Regions from separate parts of the Homo sapiens genome. Here region 1 is linked to region 2. Evidence: chromatin loops called from intact Hi-C (ENCODE). Cell type or tissue: CD4-positive, alpha-beta T cell. All regions are shown on one strand. Each heading gives the region's core, and the rest is flanking DNA. Links, peaks and the distances in the headings are about the cores only. Region 1 overlaps HIPK2 (homeodomain interacting protein kinase 2). Region 2 overlaps HIPK2 (homeodomain interacting protein kinase 2).

The links. Peaks named below come from ENCODE experiments on the same cell type or tissue, not always from the same donor. Only the 100,000 strongest peaks of a DNase experiment are listed, where the experiment ranks them.
Region 1: it touches region 2 in a loop (3-fold over the local background); 23 of 110 quality-filtered maps call a loop at or near these places.

The regions. Positions count from the first base shown.
Region 1 is chr7:139,727,701-139,737,180 of GRCh38, reverse strand. The region is part of intron 1 of HIPK2 (homeodomain interacting protein kinase 2); the gene reads left to right. Among named protein-coding and RNA genes, the nearest start is that of HIPK2, 46 kb to the left of the region's middle. In CD4-positive, alpha-beta T cell, for the core only: no CTCF peak of the experiment used is centred there; DNase peaks (open chromatin) are centred at 4,820 and 5,690.
Region 2 is chr7:139,631,729-139,641,056 of GRCh38, reverse strand. All of the region lies in intron 2 of HIPK2 (homeodomain interacting protein kinase 2), which reads left to right. Among named protein-coding and RNA genes, the nearest start is that of CLEC2L, 110 kb to the right of the region's middle. In CD4-positive, alpha-beta T cell, for the core only: no CTCF peak of the experiment used is centred there; DNase peaks (open chromatin) are centred at 4,976 and 5,336; H3K4me3 peaks cover 1,035 bases; H3K27ac peaks cover 1,371 bases.

The sequences.
Region 1 (9,480 bases), core at 819-8,818, 96 kb before region 2:
GTAAGACCTCGGTAGGAATACTATATGAGCCATGTAGTTTGAGCCAGGATGGAAAAGGGAAATGAATTCATGCAGAGAGAGTGGAAATGGAGCTGATAGCTTCATTTTCTGCTTAACTAAAACGGAATGAAAAGGGCTTGGCTGGCAAGGTCAGGACCACAAGGCGAGCTGCTGAGAGCCGTATGGTGCAAGATGGCAACAGAGTTTCTACCCCTTGACCACCTTTTGAGAACTGACAGGGAAGACTCTTAGCGCTGGGCCTGTGTGGCTTGTTTGGAGGAGTAAATTGAGTATACTTGATGCTAGTGAAAGAACCAGAGAGCTTCCCTGCATCCAGCCGTTGGAAGGAAAACATACATTCGGACATTCTCTGTTAATATCTTATGCGTAACATGAGGCACCCTAGTTGGGTAAATGGCTTTGATTGGCCTTTGTGGTTCCGCAAGGGTTGCTGTGTTTTGTAGGATTGTAGTTCCTGTTGTACTCCATAGCTCCAGCGTAGGCATTAAGTTTTTATGTTATTCGATAGCATCCTCCCAGCTTCAACAAAGGGTATTGGCCCAGGACAGTAACTCCTAGGAGTGCCTGAGAGCTGATTTTGTTTCAGGTCAGCTCTGGCCTTGGAGATGCCCTCCCTGGGAATCAGGGCAGAGCAGAGGGCATCTGTGCCAGGAGGGTGTGCTCTCCGCGTCCTGCTGTGGGAGTTCCCTCAGGGAAGCACCTTGGCCACCCTGACACTGGTGTGTGCGAGCCCCTTCTGGAAACAGAGTTGCAGTGCCCTGGTGAATGCTTCTTCAGGGCATTGGCCCCTCTGTCTACCAGGTCATGCCTTCCTCTGCCACTTGAAGTCAGCAAGGACGCCAAAGGGGACCAGCCTTCCCTTCATTCTCCTGTCACCTGATCCTGTGGCTTCCACATTATCGTGGTTCCTTTCCTACCTGTCAGTGCCAGGGTCTTTGGGTCATCCCTCTAGTTTGTTGTCTGCACCTTCCCTGCAGGTTCCTATCGCCTCTCAGATGCGCCTTCATGGTGGGTGCCAAGCCCCTGGCCACATGCTTTCATTTCCCACTCAGAAGTGGTACCATTCCTCCCTCCCCTCTCAGCCACCTCCTGTGACTCCTCAACAGAACAAAATCGAAACTAGGCACCAAAGACCTGCCACGCTGACTCCAGCCTTTCCAGACCCTTTTGTCACTCACTGCAATGCAGAGCCCTCAACCACAGGCATGGTTTTATTCTTCCTGATGTTCCCTTAGATGGGTTTGGTCCTGTTTTATCTTATTTTCATATTGTGCTTTGTATTGTATCTGCACACTATCCCAGGTCCTGTAGGCAGTGGATGGCTTATGAATCTTAAATAAAAATGGGTCTCATCTGTCCCTGGAACCCAGTGCTCACTGGCCTCTGTGTTTCAGCTCACCCCTGGCTTCGCCTTGGGGTGCACTCTCGTGTGTAAAGGGGTCGCTGACTCTGAGAGCACTCCATCCACTCTCTGAAGCCTGCACCGTTCAATGGGCAACAGTTGCGACTTCCTTCTGTGGTCAGTTATCTCTTCTCCCCTTGGCCCATCTCGTCCTGTTGACCTGAAAAACAGGTAGCCCTTTCTTTCACAATGCCAGTGGTCACCTGCCACTCTTGGGGTGGTGCTTGGACATCGTAGGTGCTCAGCAGATATTCCTGGATGCTGCTCACTCTGTCCTCTACAGTCCTCAGCCTAGCAGATTTGGAAATTTGACTCCATAAATTTAAGGATTATTGGGTTCTAAAAGACTGGTTCATACTAACTAATTCTATAAAAGGCTGATGGATCAATCTGAATCATTTAAAGAGAGATAATCCTAGCATCCAGAGAAGCTAGGCCTACATATCAAGGTATTTTCTCCTTGGTCAGAAGGTCCTCTCTGGAATCCCAGTAAGAGATGAGAAAGTTGCTTATTTAGCACAGAATTTAAGCAAAAGGCTTAAGTCGTCATGTACTTCTAAATGTATTTATAAATCATGAAAACATTCTCTGCTCATGGGATACTTCTCTTAAAGAACCTGCATGGGATATCTAGAATCAAATATTCCCTTCCCCCCTCGACAGTGAAAAACCTATGACTTACTTCTAGACTTCACTAAGATTAGTGTCAATTATCTTTGTAACATCATCTCTCTTTATTTAGGTATGACATATCATAGTTATACCAAGTTGGTAGATATTCTCATTAATTACATTTTACGTCATTTTGGAGTCACAAATCATACGGCTTGTCAAATCCTGGTTTTGTAATTTTTGAGGGTTCCTTCATTTAGGATCTGCAGATCTCTATTTATAAATTAGTACAGCATAACACTCCTATGAGGGAAATGATAAATGTGTGTGCCTTGATTCTAGAAATCACAATCTAAAACACCATACAAGTTAGGAGTCCACAGTAGTGTGTATTTGGCCATTAATGAATCAGTGGTCCCCTGGGTGTGTGAGCCATGCTATTTTTAAAACCATTGCTGACTTCAGTGATAAAGAGAGTACAGAATGTGCCTTCCCAGGCTTGTGAGCTTACCATGAATAATACCCATGGTTATCATGATGTCAGAACTTAAATATTCTTTACCAAGAGCACAACCGTGGCGTCATGGAGCATGGGAATGCATTTAGGGGGCAGGGTGTGGAAAGTCCATTTTTCCCAGAGAAAACATCAGCCCAGGGTAAAAGCTGATTCTCCCATGGGGGCACTTAGGCCTGTATGCAGCAGTGCCAGACTCCTGTAGGGCATCTTCCAATTTTAGTCACCAGAGAGTGATTTGCGTCAAAGTTTGCAAACCAAACCAGAGCATTTGTCACTGAAGATCCCGTGCCTTCCACTTGTTCAGAAAAGTTATTAGGTGGGGGATTAGTACGTGCACACTTGAAATCACTAACACTGGTGGTGATGAGAGTAGTTTCATCATTTGACACATTGATCTCCTGAAGCATTCTCCTGGGGAATGGAAGTGATGCTAAAACATGGAAGAAAGGGACTGAACTATTTCGGAATTTTAACGTTGTCTTTAAAAACGTGTGCTCTGGTTTTGCTAGGTGAGCATGCTGTGCCTCACAATAGAATTACACTAAACCACGTTAATTGTGACTCATTAGGGATGGCAGCATTAACGAATATTCCAGCACTGGTTAGGATGGCCTAAGTTGTACAGCAGTAACAAACAACAGAGGTTTGCTTCACACTTGCGCCACATCTTGGGTCAGCTGGGGTCTCTGCTCTTTGTTACCCTCTTTCACTGACCAGGCAAAGGAGCTGCTCCTCCCCAGACCATGGTTGGTTACCGTAATATAAGGGAAAGAGGAGTCACACACTGGCCGGAAAGGCTTTTGCCTGAGAATGCTACTTCTTGCGTACTTCTTATTGTCCAAGGTGGATCATTTGGCCAAGACTAATTCTAAGTTACATGGCTTAGCTTACCTGAATTACAGCACAGCTTTTCAAAGTAATGGGTGCAAGACAACGTATTAGGATACAGAAGAAAATTTGAATATGTATATTTTATCTCACTTTATCCTTTAAATTTTTCTATATTTGTGTTTTTGGTTAACAATACTGTATTGGAAAGTAAAACATAGATTATTTTTAATTATAAAAATCACATATATCAGGAGTGTTCTCTTTTCCCCTGATTAAGTGCTTAATCAAAAAAGTTGAGATCATTGTTTATACAGTAGATACAAATCTGCAATAAGCATATTGTACATAGAAACTGGGTCTCAGTTATGACCAAGGATAGTGCTTTTGGTTAAAATGTTACATGGAAAAGAGATGCAGAAGCTTTGAAAGTAAATTCTATTCTGTGTTAGCTAGGCCTCTGGGAGCTAGCTGACCACCCTCCCCTCAGTTTTCACTAAACGCTTGTTTAGGACTGTATTAGTCCATTCTTGCATTGCTATAAAGAAATACCTGAGTCTGGGTAATTTATAAAGAAAAGAGGTTTAATTGGCTTCTGGTTCTGCAGGCTGTACAAGAAGCATGATGCTAGCATCTGCTCAGTTTCTGGGGAGGCCTCAGGAAACTTACAGTCATGGTGGAAGGTGAAGGAGGAGCCAGCCTTTCACATGGCCAGAGCAGGAGCAAGAGAGAGTGAGGGGGGAGGTGCCACACACTTTTAAGCCACCAGATCTCACAAGAAAACTCACTCCCGTTGCAAGGACAGTACCAAGATGAATGGTGCTAAACCATTCTTGAGAAACCACCCGCATGATCCAGTCACCTCCCACCAGGCCCCACCTCCAACACTGGGGATTACAATTTAAGATTTGGGTGGGGACACTGATCCAAACCATATCAGGGACTCACTATTTTATACACACACACACACACACACACACATATATATATAATATGTTATATATATTATATGTTATATAATGTCATATATAATATATGTTATATATAGTTATATATATATATGTTCATTTACTCCTCACAAGGACCCTATGAAATATGATTACTGTCTCCACTTTAGAGATGAGGGGATTGAGGCAGAAAGGGGTTAAGTAACTTGCTGAGATCACAGAGCTAGAAAGGGCAGCACTGGCATCTGACCTAGTTGTTGAGAATGCAGAAACAATCTGAAAATTAGCTCTTGGAATACAGACCCCTATGAAGATAGGGATGGCCTACATCACCAAATGCCATCCTGTCTGTTTTAAAGCAAGACATAGGAGAGCTATCAGACATCTTAGATGTACGTGGGGAAGGCGCCCCGCTACAAGAACCAGTATTATCTGAGTGGGCACCTCCTCCCAGCACTGGGTGTAAGTGGCTCCGTGCCATGGAGTTGTTGGGTAATAACGCCAGGACTGGCTTGATGACAGTGACTCACAGTAGAAAAATGTCCTTGCAACAGACCAAAGAACCCACTTTAATTTGCACAGCTTAGAATGGGCCACTGGTTGCCCTGCCAAGGGATCCCTGTACCAGCTGATTTTCATATCCACAAACACACACACAAAAGCACCTATTTAAATATTGCAAATAATACCACATTGCATTTTTATTATGCTTTATAGTTTACAAAGCACATTACAATGCTACTTTATTATTCTTAGTGTGCTCCAATATAATTTCACTTGCCTTCTCTTTTCTCACCTTTTTCTCATCTTTAGTTTCTTTTTCCTTTTCCTCTCAGCATCCGTGCCAACTTTCCCCACACTCCAGCTTTCTTCCTTTCGTTTCTTCCTGCTCTTCCCTCTCCCTGCGAGTTGTGGAGGTGGTACCTTTCCCGAAGTGATCCCTAATTGAGTTTAGTCAGGTGTCAGTTAAAGGCAACTGAGGGGAATGAAACAATTCTCCAAGGAACAAAACAGTTGTAACATGGAGCTCCTGTTGTAAATAGCAGTTGCTATTTAAATCAAGTAAGAAGGATGGATTATTGTGCTTTAAGAAGGGGATGAAATGAATCCTGTATTTAAAGAGAGCCTGGGGGAAAGGGTTATCTGCATCTCACATCCCCGGCATCACTGTGTCTGCAAAACATCTTTCACAAAGTTTTCTTTGCAGTTAGAGAACAGCCTGTGAGAGAAATGCTCAAAGAAATACATAAACATGAGTACAAGGGGTGTGCAAACAGGTGTTGCACTGAGCGCAGAACCCATTTGGCGGCCCTTTGTCCTGGTTCCTTTGTATAACTCAGCAAGAAGTTGAGGTTTAGAAAAGGCAGGTTTGAGGAAGTGCCGTCTGTGGCCTCTTAACTGTGGACGTCACTGATGAGAACAGATCGAACTTTAGATGCCTTCCTTAGAAATTTTGTTGTTTTGAAGTCAAACCTCAATCACAATGAACAAATATATTTGCATAAGGAGAGGAGGTGTATAGTGCCCTGGCAGGAATTAAGACTAAAACGTGGGAGTAAAGCTGTAGATGCTTCTGTTGCTTTTTAACCAAGAGGCCACAGACACAGGCCGGGAGGCTGAGAGGGCAACCTGCCATTTGGCCAGCGTCACTTTGCGATTGTTATAAATACTTTATCATAGCTTGAGTACAGACATGCCTTTTCAATGAAATACATCCTGACTTATTTTGCAGAGGGTACTAGTTTCATAGGGTGACTGTAACAAATTAACACAAACTATTAATAGGTGGCCTAAAACAACAGAAATGTCTTCTCTCACAGTTTTGGAGGAGTTGGCAGGGCCACGTTCCCTCGAAGACTCCAGGTAAATCCCCTTCTTGCCTTCTCTCGGCTTCTGATGGCTCCCAACAATGCTGGGCATCCCTTGGGTTACAGCTGCATTGCTCCAGTCTCTGCCTCTGTCGATGTGTGGCCCGCACTCTGTGTGTATGTCTGTGTCTCCTCTTACAAGGACACCAGTCATATGGGATTACGGCTCACCTTAATGAATTTATTGTAACTTGATTACCTCTGAAAAGACCCCATTTCCAAAAAAGATCACATTCACAGGTACTGGGGGTTAGGACTTAACATATCTTTTGGGAGGACACATAGTAATAGAATCTACACAGTTTTTAGTTTAAATGAAAATTAGGGCCAGGTGCGATGGCTCATGCCTATAATCCTAGCACTTTGGGAAGCCAAGGCAGGTGGATCACCAGAGGTCAGGAGTTTGAGACCAGCCTGGCCAACATGGTGAAACCCCATCTCTACTAAAAATACAAAAATTAGCCGGGCATGTTGGCTCATGCCTGTAATCCCCACTACTCGGGAGGCTGAGGCAGGAGAATTGCTTGAACCTGGGAGGTGGAGGTTGCAGTGAGCCGAGATCTCACCACTGCACTCCAGCCTGGGCGACAGAGTGAGACTTTGTCTCCAAAAAAAAAAAAAGAGAGAAAAAATTGCAGTGACATGGTAACAAGAACACCAAAATGGGAAAGAATAGAGTAGATTTCCAGTTCTGATTCTGTGTGCCACAAACATTTCTGAAGTAGAACCTGAGGTAGCTCAAAAAGGCACCTCAGCTGTGGACTGGGCCGGAAATGGGTGTTTGGCTAGTAAAACGCATCATTTTACTTTACCAACATAGTACCAGACATTTAAGGCTAACAAATTCACTCTTGCTCAGAAGAGAAAAAGCCTACCAGATTTTTAGTCTTGATTTAGACTTTACCAAACATTTCTAAAGGATAGGAAAAGTCCATCTGAGGCTTACCTTCCGTTGCCAGGCACACACCTGGCCTCCTCAGTATCTGCTGCAGGTCTGGTTTACTTGTCTCTTGAGGTGGTCAGTGAGGATTTTGAACCAGTAGTGAATGGAGGGACATTGGTATGTCATGTTAGGAAGTGGCTGAAAAATTCAGGGAAGGTGCTTTCTTTCGTAAAGGTTTGTGATTCAAACACCTGAAAACTGGTACTGCTGAAACTTTAACCGTCCTTATTTAGAACATTTCAGGGACAAGGTAAGCAGCCTTCTAGATCTTTGAAAAAATGTGGATTTAAATGGAATTCCTCTGGGTTGAAACCAGAAGTACAGCTGATTTTGTTTTCATAGTTTGTGGGTGTTTGCCTTTTTCATCCCACCACGTTTATTTAAAAGGTTGTCTTCTTGAGATCCTCCATTGGAAAGAAAATGCAGTGTTGAAAAACAGAACAATGTGGATGGCAGGTGAGAGAGGGCACACGAGGAAGAACCAAGCCGGGGCTCCTCCTCGATGCTGAGGGGCATGAAGAGGGGTGGCCTGAACTTGGCCGCCCACTGCCAGCCACTCTTGAGGTGGCTTTTGGGGCCTACTTAGGTTCTGCCTCAGACACACACAGAATCAAAACTGGAAACCTAGTTTTTGTGTTATTAATAAGCCACTCCCAATTCTCTCTCTCTCTCTCTCTCTCTCTCTCTCTCTCTCTCTCTCTCTCTCTCTCTCTCTCTCAGAGACAGGGTCTACTCTGTCACCCAGGCTGGAATGCAGTGTTGCAATCACAGCTTGCTGCAACCTCTACCTCCCAGCTTCAAGTGATCCTCCCACCTCAGCCTCCCGAATAGCTGGGACTATGGGTGTGCACCACCACACCTGGCTAATTTTTTTTGTTTTTTGTAGAGACAGGATTTCACCATGTTGCCCAGGTTGGTCTTGAACTTCTGGGCTCAAGCAGTCCACCCATCGCGGCCTCCCAAAGCATTGGAATTACAGGTGTGAGCCACTGAACCTGGCTCCAATTCTCTTTTATACCAAAGTGACTACAGTTGCTCCTCAGTAGATTGAGAGATACATTCCTATATGGCCTTTTTCAGAAGCGTTGTAACATCAACTCATGCAGAGCTTAATTTAAAGTAGATAGTATGCTTTTACTTGTTTCCAGCTATGATATTAGACTAATTGAAATGAACTTATAGGTCCTTTAAGGTAAGATATAGAGAAAGCACAAAGTGAAATGTCTTATCTCCAAGAAGGGAAAACCGAAGAGACTTCTTTTGGAATATGGTAATTATTTAACCTGAGAAAATTATACTTTAGTAAAATGCTTTTGGTTTCCTTAAAACTATTGTTATGGGTTGAATTGTGTTTCCCCCCTGCCAAATTCATATCTTAAATTCCTAACCTTCCATATCTCAGAATGTGACTTTATTTGGAGGTAGGGACTTTATAGAAGGAATCAGGTTAAAGTGAGGTCATCAGGGTGGGCCCTAACCCAATACAACTGATGTCCTTATTAAAAGGGAAATTTGGACACAGATACACACAGAGGGAAGATGATGTGAAGAGACACACAGAGAAGACAGTCATCAGTGAGCCAAGGAGGGAGGCCTAGAACAGACCCTTCCCTTCCAGCCCTCAGAAGGAACCAGCCCTGCTGACACCTTGGTCTTGGACTCCAGCTTCTTGAACTGTGAGACAGCGTCTGCTGTTTAGGCTGCCCAGTCAGTGGTGCTTTGGTACCCCAACCCTGGCAGATTCATATGCTATGTTTAGAAAGTGGTGTTTTGTGTTTTTCTAAATAAGGTTCTTAACCCAGCCAGGCACAGTGGCTCACACCTGTAATCCCAGCACCTTGAGAGTGTGAGGCAGGAGGATCGCTTGAGCCCAGGAGTTCGAGACCAGCCTGGACAACATAGGGAGACCCCGTCTCTATAAAAAAATAAAAATAAATTAGGCAGGCATGATGGCGCACACCTGTAATCCCAGCTACTTGGGAGACTGAGGTGGGAGGATCTCTTGAGCCCAGAAAGTTGAGCCTACAATGAGCTATGATTGCACCACTCTACTCCAGCCTGGGTGACAGTGAGACCCTGTCTCAAAAAAAAAAAAAAAAAAAAAAAATTAGCCAATGCCACTCTTGTTTCAAAAAGGATTCTTTGAATTGTTTTATTTTCTTTTCATTGATCCCATCAGTTTCCTGGAGAAAGAAGCTGAAAAAGCGTTTGTGTCTTATCAGTGTTTGCTTCAGCACTGGATTGGATTGGGAATTTTCAGATTGCTTATGAGCTCTTGACACCATGTCCTGTAGATAAACAATTATGGGTTGTCTGTACTCACCCACTGCAGGGCAAGGCTG
Region 2 (9,328 bases), core at 364-8,363:
TGGTAGGTACTTCACTGTTGGTTATATTAATCTTTTCAGCTTTTTGTGTAAATAAATGAAACAGTTGTTTAGTGTATATGCTTTAATGTATTTCAACAGAGTGTTCCATATCAGAAAGAAAGTGGCTTTAAAAAATGAGGAAGCTGGGTGCAGTGGCTCATACCCATAATCCCAACACTTTGGGAGGCTGAAGCGGAAGGATTGCTTGAGCTCAAGAGCTCAAGAAGAGCCTGGGCAACATGGTGAAACCCTGTTTCTATGTGCCTGTGGTCCCAGCTACTCAGGAGGCTGAGGAGGGAGGGTTGCTTGAGCCCAGGAGGTGGAAGGTGCGGTCAACCAAGATTGTGCCACTGCACTCCAGCCTGGACAACAGAGCGAGACCCTGTCTCAAAAAGAAAAAAAAAATAAGGAAGAGGGATGATCTGTTTATTTCATTGCTTTCACATGGACTTAGACGTGTTATAGATAAGTGGTTTAGTATTGTTCAGCTGACTACTCTATGCCAGGCCTCTGCAAGGTGCCCCCCTATGATGCTCTGTTTAACCTAGTCTTCATACCTGTACCCAGAAGTAGGTACACAACCAGTACCTGACAGGGCTGGGATTCAACCCGGTGAACACTGGGATCCCAAGTGCGGGCCACGCCCTCTTGACTTCTGCAGCCTCTACACCTCCACTGGAGGCCATTCCCCTGCAGGGTCATATGATCTGGACATGATCTGGGAATGCTTCTCAGTGTGTGCAGTCAAGAGAGCGAGTGGAGCTAAATCATCAAAGCTTCCATATTGATGGTGTCCAAAATGACAGTTGTTTTTCCTCTTTCTTTAGAAAGATAGAATTTTCAGTGTCTTCCTATGAGAATGTTGGAAAGAAATTATCCCCCTCTTTCTTAGGTGCAGATTTTGTCTGACACTTCATGTGTGTTTAAAGTATTTTTGATGTCCCAAAATAGTAATGAGGCGATTCTTTAAGATGGTTCCATGGGGTGGAGCTGTAGCAGTGAAGGTGAGGAAGAGCAAATGAGAGATCAGTTATGACAGAACCTGGAAATGCTCACTCACAGTATTCAGGAACCAGCAGCCCTACCTGCCTGAAACCGAACCGAGAACAGGAACAGCCCCTGTGGAAGCAACCGACATGTGATGATCAACCCAAAAAACCATGTAAACTCTGAAACAGAAAGGCCAAGCTGTCTGCCTCTCACATAGGAGGTACTGACAAGGTGGCATTGCCAGCTCCAGGGAAAACTGGCAACTGCTGAGGGTGTGCACTTGACATAGACTCATTCCTTCTACAAATGTGTATGGAGCACCTACATGCCCAGGCTGCGTGCTAGGCGCTGGAGATACAGCAGTGACATGGGGGTTGGGGGACTTGCGCTGCTCTGTGTGTGGTAGCCACCCCTGCCTGGCCACTTACTAAGGCTCAGCTCAGACTCCTCCTGGGAAGCCCATCCTGCTTTCTCTCTCCTCCTCCAATTTCCCCCATCTTTGTGTACTATGTACACACTTCACACATTGTATGTCAGATGTCGCTATGCTGCTACCTTGGCTAGACGGTGAACTCCTGGAAGAGCTGCAGGGTCTGGTTTACTTTTTGATCTTTAGCACCCAGCACAGTACCTGGCACAGAGGAAACACTTAGTAAATGGTGGTTGAATATTCTAATAAGTGAGTGAGGACAGCTTGAAACAAATTCTGGCTCAGAATGACTGTCAGAATGAGCTTCCCTGAAGATTAAGCATGCTTTAGCAACCATCCAACATGCTTCAGGTGGGCTGGATGAAAAGAAACATTTTAGACTTGACTTTGAACTTCTAGGACCTCAGAGCCTTATAGACTAGCAGAGCAGGGGGACAAGGCCTCTGCAAGATCAGATCCCAGCAAAATGGTCTGAAGTCCCCAAAGATTCCTGGGGGCCAAATGGGGAACTACCTCCCTTACCTGAGGGTTTATGGGCTGGGTGTTGAGCAGCTGTTTACGAAGCAGCTTCTGTGTGCCAGGCTGAGGATCAAGGACAAGTGAGATGCAGACCCTGCCCTCCAGGAGGTATAGTAGAGGCAGATATGCAAACGTATTTGTGTGTCAAAAATGACAATTATTGGCTGGGCGTGGTGGCTCACGCCTGTAATCCAGCACTTTGGGAGGCCGAGGCGGGCGGATCACGAGGTCAGGAGATCGAGACCATCCTAGCTAACATGGTGAAACCGCGTCTTTACTAAAAATACGAAAAATTAGCCGGGCATGGTGGTGGGCGCCTGTAGTCCCAACTACTCAGGAGGCTGAGGCAGGAGAATGGCGTGAACCCGGGAGGTGGAGCTGGCAGTGAGCCAAGATCGCGCCACTGCACTCCAGCCTGGGCAACAGAGTGAGACTCTGTCTCAAAAAAAAAAAAAAAAAAAGACAATTATTTACTCTCTTTCTCCAGAACAAGAATGTTTAGTGGCTTGCTTTGGGAATGTTGGAAAGGAATGAGTCCTCTTTCTTAGGTGCAGATTTTGTCTGACACTTCATATATATGTTTAAAGTATTTCTGATGTCCCAAAATAGCGATGAGGAAATTCTTTAAGATGGTTCTGTGGGGCCAGTGGGTGCTCAGTTAGTATTTATTGGACCAATCTGGTCTGAGTATGTCATTGATCTTTGTATGCTTGTCACCTGGTAGAGCCAGCACAGAGACAGTGGGCAGTGTCTGTTTGAATAAGGAAGAATGGAAGCGGGCAGGGAGGGGAGCAGGCTGTATCTGAAACATGTCTCATGAGTGCAGAGAAAAGGCTGCACCCTTAGGGGTGGGAGAGGGATCCAGAGTGGATTGGAAAAGGTTAAAACCAAAGGCAAGAGAGCAGCAGGTGGCTGTAGTGAGGCCCAGATGGAAGAGCATGTGATTTCGCATGCTGCAGTGGGACTGCGCAGGATAAAGTCTTCAACATAAGAGCTAAGGTGGAGGCTCTAGAGGGCGTAATGACAATGGCCATAAAATAAGAGGTTTGGGCTAAATCCCTGAGGTCCCAAGTCCTAACCCTGCATGAGCCAGGTGCCACTTCTAGCCCTCCTGTTCCTCCTCCCTGTCATTTTTGCTGTAATTCTTTTGTTGGCCACCTGCAAGTAGGTGTCCTTGGCACTCCTGCTGTCTGCCCTGCTGTGGTGAGTGTGAGCCGGGTTGCTCGTGCCCCTCTCTGAGCCTCAGCTTCTGCTCCTCCTTGGGCTAAATCCTGCCCCCTCATGCCCAAACCTTGATTGCTGCATAATGATTCAGCCCTTCTACTCTCTTTTATCTGCACTGCCTTAGAGCTTTGTCTTAATCCATATTTTAACACTTTCTTATATTTAATAAAGGTTTATTTGATCAACAAATGCTTAATGAGTGGCTACCGAATGCCTGCGCTGCCCTCATAGACTTGGTCAGGGAAGACAGACAGTGAGCAGGTTAAGAAAGTGCTGTGAAGTGGCATTTATGGCACCCTATATGAAGACTAACTGGTGTCAAGGGAGGCCTGTCTGTAGCGTGACAGCTGAGCTAAGATTTGAGGGATGAGAAGGAGGCAGCCATGTGACAGCCAGCAGGGAGAGCATTTAAGGCAGAAGCAACAGCATCCCACGAAGACTCTGGCTCCAAAGGAGCTCCAGGTACTCTTGCAAATGGAAAGGAAACCAACGGGCCTGCAACGTATTAAGCTAGGAGAGTGGTTGGCAGTGATGGTGGAGAGGTGGGCAGGGTCCCAATCGTGGAGGCCCCATGGCCATGGAGGGGTCTAGATTTCATTCCAAGTCCAGTGGGGAGCCCCTGAAGGCTTACGGCAAGGGGGTGGGGTGCCATCTGTTCCCTGTGGCTGCCATGGAGGAAGTGGGCACAAGGAAGGGAGAGACAAGTGGAAAGGCTGCAGTGGAAGCTCCAGGTGACGCAGGGGTGACCAGCGCCACTGCTGCGGCAGGGGGGATGGAGAATCAGGGGCTGACTTGAGACTTTGGAGCTGGCCATGTTAGTGGATAGATGGTGGGGATGAAGAAATCAAACATCTTTCCTGGATTTCTGCCTAAGCAGCTGGAGGGTGGTGGTTCCCTTTCATAAAATGAGGAGGACAGTGGAAGGAATATGTTTAGAGAGGGGGATCAGAGAATAGTTCCCTTCTAGACGTGTGGAATTGGAGATGACTATGAGACATTCCAGAGGCAATACCAGGCTTCCAGAATGCAAATCTAGAGCCAGAAGGAGAATTCCAAGATGGAGACAAACCTGGGAATACAAATGGAATTTAAACCTATGGAGCGAGTAAGATGACTGTCAGTTTCCTAGGGCTGCTGAAATAGGTACCACAAAATATCTGGCTTAAAACAAAAGACATCCAAAATCAAGGTGTCAACAGGGCCATGCTCCCTCTGAAGGCTCCAGGGGTAGAGCCTTCCTTGTCTCTTCCTGCCTCGGGTGGCTCCAGGTGTTCCTTGGCTTGTGGCAGCATCACTCCAATCTCTTCCTCCCTTTTCACATGACCATCTTGCTGCTGTGTCAGTATCTATGTCCAGATTTCCCTCTGATATGGATGCAAGTCACATTGGATTAGGGCCCACCTACTCCAGTGTGACCTCATCTTAGCTAATTATATCTGCAGCAACTCCATTCCTAAATAAAGTCACATGCCAAGGTGCCAGGAATTAGGAGTTCAACATAACTTTTAGGGGGACACAATTCAACCCATAACAATTATCTAGGGCTGGGTGGAAGGAGAGAAGACGGTGGGCTTAGGACTTGGCCAACACACAGCAGTTGGATAGAAGAGGGCGAGCCTACAAAGGAAATGGGCAAGCCACAAGCAGAGAGGCGGGACAGATATGGGGAGCAAGCGATGTCATGAAAACCAAGAATAAGTGTTTCAGGGCAGGAAGGAATGATCACCCGCGTGAAAAAAATGTGGCTCCCAGGTCACAGAGCTAAGAAGTTGATCAACAGATGTGACAGCGTGGAGATCACTGCTGATCTCAACAAGTGCAGCGCGTCAGTGACGCAGAGTGTCCAACTCCAATTAGAGGAAGCTGAGCAAATGCTGTGAGGTGAAGAGGTGGGAACCACAGGGGGAGATGACTCTCTCCAGAGAGTGGGCCTTGAAGGGGAGCTGAGAACTAGGGCAGCAGCTGCTGGGAGACGAAGGGATTAGGAAAGGTTTGTGTTTGGGGCTTTTGTTTTGTTTTTTGTGTTCTGTTTTGTTCTTGTGTTCTGCTTTGTTTTCTAACGTGGGAGCCGCTAGAGCATGTGGTGTGCTGTGTCGGCTCGATTTTTATGTCTGTGTCTTTCTGTGACACACGTTTTGTATTCGACTCGAGTTGTCCTGTGTGCTTTGATGTGGCTTTCGCAGCATCAGAGGCCTTCGCAGACAGTACTGTCTCCCAGCCACCTAGCCAGATGCCTGGGCATTTGTTCTTTACGGTCGCAGCAGGAACATTCTGCGGCACGTATCATGGTACCGTGAATGGCTGCCATTTCATTTTCTTGGTGGACTACAAGCAATTTTCCCAGGCCCCGTTCATGTCACGTCAGTCGTCAAAATCTATGTCTGGTGTTTCCTGCTAAAGAACATCACTAAAGTGCCTTTGTGTGGCCATTTTAGTTGTTGCAGTCTGCCTTGTTCATCACTGGGGAATGGAAACTGGAAAACGAGGTTTCCGTGGGTTAGGAACAGCCTTCCGGGCCATGAGAACCACGTAACTAACCTGATAGGAAGGGCAGGCCCATAGTCAAGTTCAGAGAAGTCCCCTGGGGCCAGACCGGCCTTCCTAAGACTTACTTGAGTGTCAAACATCCAAACCTACAGACTGGAGCGTCAGACTTCCAAACGTCAGGCTGCAAGAGGGCAGGGGCCAGCCAAGAGGCCAGGTGACAAGAATCGGGGGACAGAGGTGAGAATGTGCTTGATCCTTGAGCCAGCAGTCCAGGCCAAAACTCTCCTCCCATGAAGAGGCCTAGATCCACGTGAGAGGAGGCAGGAGGCCACCCCTGACTCTAGAACAGGGAGGGCAGAGAGAAAAGCAGGTTCTGACACCATAATACTTTTTTTGGTAGTGTTCTTTTCAGATATTCCCTTCTTTTCTGGCCAGGTATGGTGGCTCCTGCCTGTAATCCCAGCACTTTGGGAGGCTGAGGCAGGTGGATCACTTGAGATCAGGAGCTTGAGACCAGCCTGGCCAACATGGTGAAAACCCGCCTCTGCTAAAAATACAAAAATTAGCCAGACCTGGTGGTAGGTGCCTGTAATCCCAGCTACCTGGAAGGCTGAGGCACGAGAATCGCTTGAACCCAGGAGGTGGAGGTTGCAGTGAGCCAAGATCATGCCACTGCACTCCAGGCTGGGCAACAGAGCAAGACTCTGTCTCAAAAAAAAAAAAAAAAAAAAACCTGAAACAGATAGTCCCTTCTTTTTTCTAAGGGATGTGATGTTTTAAATAAACTGAAACGATCTCTAAAGGCACTGCTAGAGGCAACCTGGCAGTAATCTTATCAGTTACACACAATGATGAGTGAACCTGGGGGCCCTGGTATGTGGCCAACACTGACACAGGTGGCCTAGGCAGGTGGTGGGCTCGTGGTCACATGGAAGACAAGGGTGCAGCAGGGACATGTCTTGGAGCCACCACAGGCATCCCCAGCTCATCAGTGCCAGTGAGTAAGAGTGGCCCCTGACAATACATGCGCAGTCCAATGTGGGGACCAAAGGAGACAAAGGCCAAAGGGGGTGAAGTGCCAAGCAGAACACTGGCAGCTGAAGACGCCCAGCAGCAGGCGATGGGGACAACGGAAGGTTCATTAAATAGCAACAAGGCAACTCACTCCAGCCCCCAGCGGTCACTCCTTCTGCTGCCCAGACCGGCAAGTGTGACTGGTACTCTAGAAGCACGTAGTAGCCAGTACCCAGTCTCTAGTTGTGAGGAAAGGAATAAACTAAAATTTTTTTTTTTTTTTGAGACAGGGTCTTGCTCTGTTACCAGGCTGGAGTGCAATGGTGCAAATCATGGCTCATGGCACCCTCAAACTCCTGGGCTCAAGCAGTCCTCCCACTTCAGCCTCCTGAGTAGCTGGGACCACAGGTGCGCACCTCCATGCCTGGCTTTTTTTTTTTTTCTTTTTGCGACGGACTCTTACTCTGTCACCCAGGCTGGAGTACAATGGCACGATCCCGGCTCACTGCAGCCTCTGCCTCCTGGGTTCAAGCGATTCTCATGCCTCAGCCTCCTGAATAGCTGGGATTACAGACCTGCGCCACCACGCCTGGCTAATTTTTGTATTTTTAGTAGAGACAGGGTTTCACCATGTTGACCAGGCTGGTCTTGGACTCCTGACCTCAAGTGATCCTCCCACCTTGGCTTCCCAAAGTGCTGGGATTACAGGCCTGAACCACTGCGCCTAACCCCTTTTTTTTTTTTTAAGAAACAGGGTCTCACTCTGTTGCCCAGGCTGGTCTGAAACTCCTGGGCTCAAGTGATCCTCCCATCTCACCCTCCCAAAGTGCTGGGATTCCAGGCATGAGCCACCACACCTGGCCAAACTCCATTTTACTTGTGAAAAATCAGAACTTGGTAATAAGACATTTTTGGGTTTTGTTTGTTTTCTTCTTTTCAATACTATTATATAAAGAAAAAAGATTAGCAATGAGAACAAATTTAAAGGGGGAAGAGGAGGTACTTTTTCAGTAGAGAAAAATTCAGCTAGAAGATCCAAGACCAGTGGGGGTGTTTCTGATCGCCCTCTTCCTCCCCACTCTCATGCTAGGTGTGTGAAAGGTAACCAAGAGAAAGGTCTCCCCAGCTCCCTTCACTCCCACTCCAGGCTGCAGAAAGGGTAGGAAAGTAGCCTCTTCTACCATCTCTTAGTGAAGTGGAAAATTTATAGAGAAAACAAAAATCAGGCTAATGCATTTCATTATCAGCAGAATGCCTTGAGCTACTTTCTTTCTTTTTTTTTTTTTTTTTTTTTTTTGAGACAGGGTCTATTTCTGTCGTCCAGGCTGGAGTAGAGTGGTGCAATCTCAGCTCACTGCAACCTCCACCTCCCGGGTCCAAGCAATCCTCCCGCCTCAGCCTCCCAGGTAGCTGGGACTATAGGCACACACCACCGCACCCTGCTAATTTGGGTTTGTTTGTTTGTTTGTTTGTTTTTGGTAGAGACAGGGTTTTGCCATGTTGCCCAGGCTGCTCTTGAACTCCTGGGTTCAAGCAGTCCACCTGCCTCAGCTTCCCAAAGTGCTGGGATAACAGGCATGAGCCACCGTGCCTGGCCTTGAGACATATTTTTTTAAAAAAACATAAGCTGTGTTCATATCTCAAACTTTGAGCCTGGTTTTGTCCAAAACATACCCCTACCTAATCATGACAGATTCTTAGAAAAGAAGATGTACCTGGGTGGTCTCTTTAGTGTTGATTACCAACTCCCTGTGAAATGTTCTCTTGGGGTTTAGGTGATTTCCTTGAAGGGACAGAACTCCTGCATTCAGGAACAGGTTGTTCATGGAGTTTACGCTGGAATCCTGGTTGATACCAGACTCTGTATTCATGAATGGGGTTCTATAATTGTAATATTAGGTAACTTCTAAGAAGATTAGCTTTTTAGAAGCTAATAAAAAATAGCAATGTTTCCTTAAGAAAGTGTGATGTAAATTCTTAAGAAAGGATAATTGGCATAAACAGATATTGGACTTAATCCCGTTATTTTGGGAAGGGGACAGCTTGTTTTACATCTTCCTGAAGATAGAATACCTCGAGTTAGGTGTGGTTGTGCATTCCTATAGACCCAGCTACTCAGGAGGCTGAGGCAGAAGGATTGTTTGAGTTCAGAAGTTCAAGACTATAGCGAGCTATGATCATGCCTGTGAATAGCCACTGCACTCCAGCCTAGGCAACATAGTGAGTTCCCATCTCTAGATAGACAGAAGAAAATAGAAGACCTGCGTTTCAGAACTCCTTTGTAAAAACCAGGCATTCTCTGAAGATTAGTTTCCCAGACTTTCAGCTACAAAAGATAACTTCAGAATATCTCTAAAATGGTTGTTAGCTCATCTGATTGGCGTGTGAAGGTAATGAAGTCAGTAGACGTGGTTCTCTGTAGGTGTGTTCTAAACACACAGACTTATCCTTCATCTCAGCCAACCTTCCAAGTGGGCCCTCCACTAATGGAGGGGACCAAGCCAAAGAATGGAAGGATTGTTGTAGCACAGCGCCTCTCCTGAGAGCCACAGGCCCTTCAGAGGAGGAGTCAGTAATGGCACCCCAGGTTTGAAAGATAGTATTCATATAGAAACAGCTTCCTGCATTTCCAACTTGCTAATGGTTTCTTCCATTCTTCCTTTT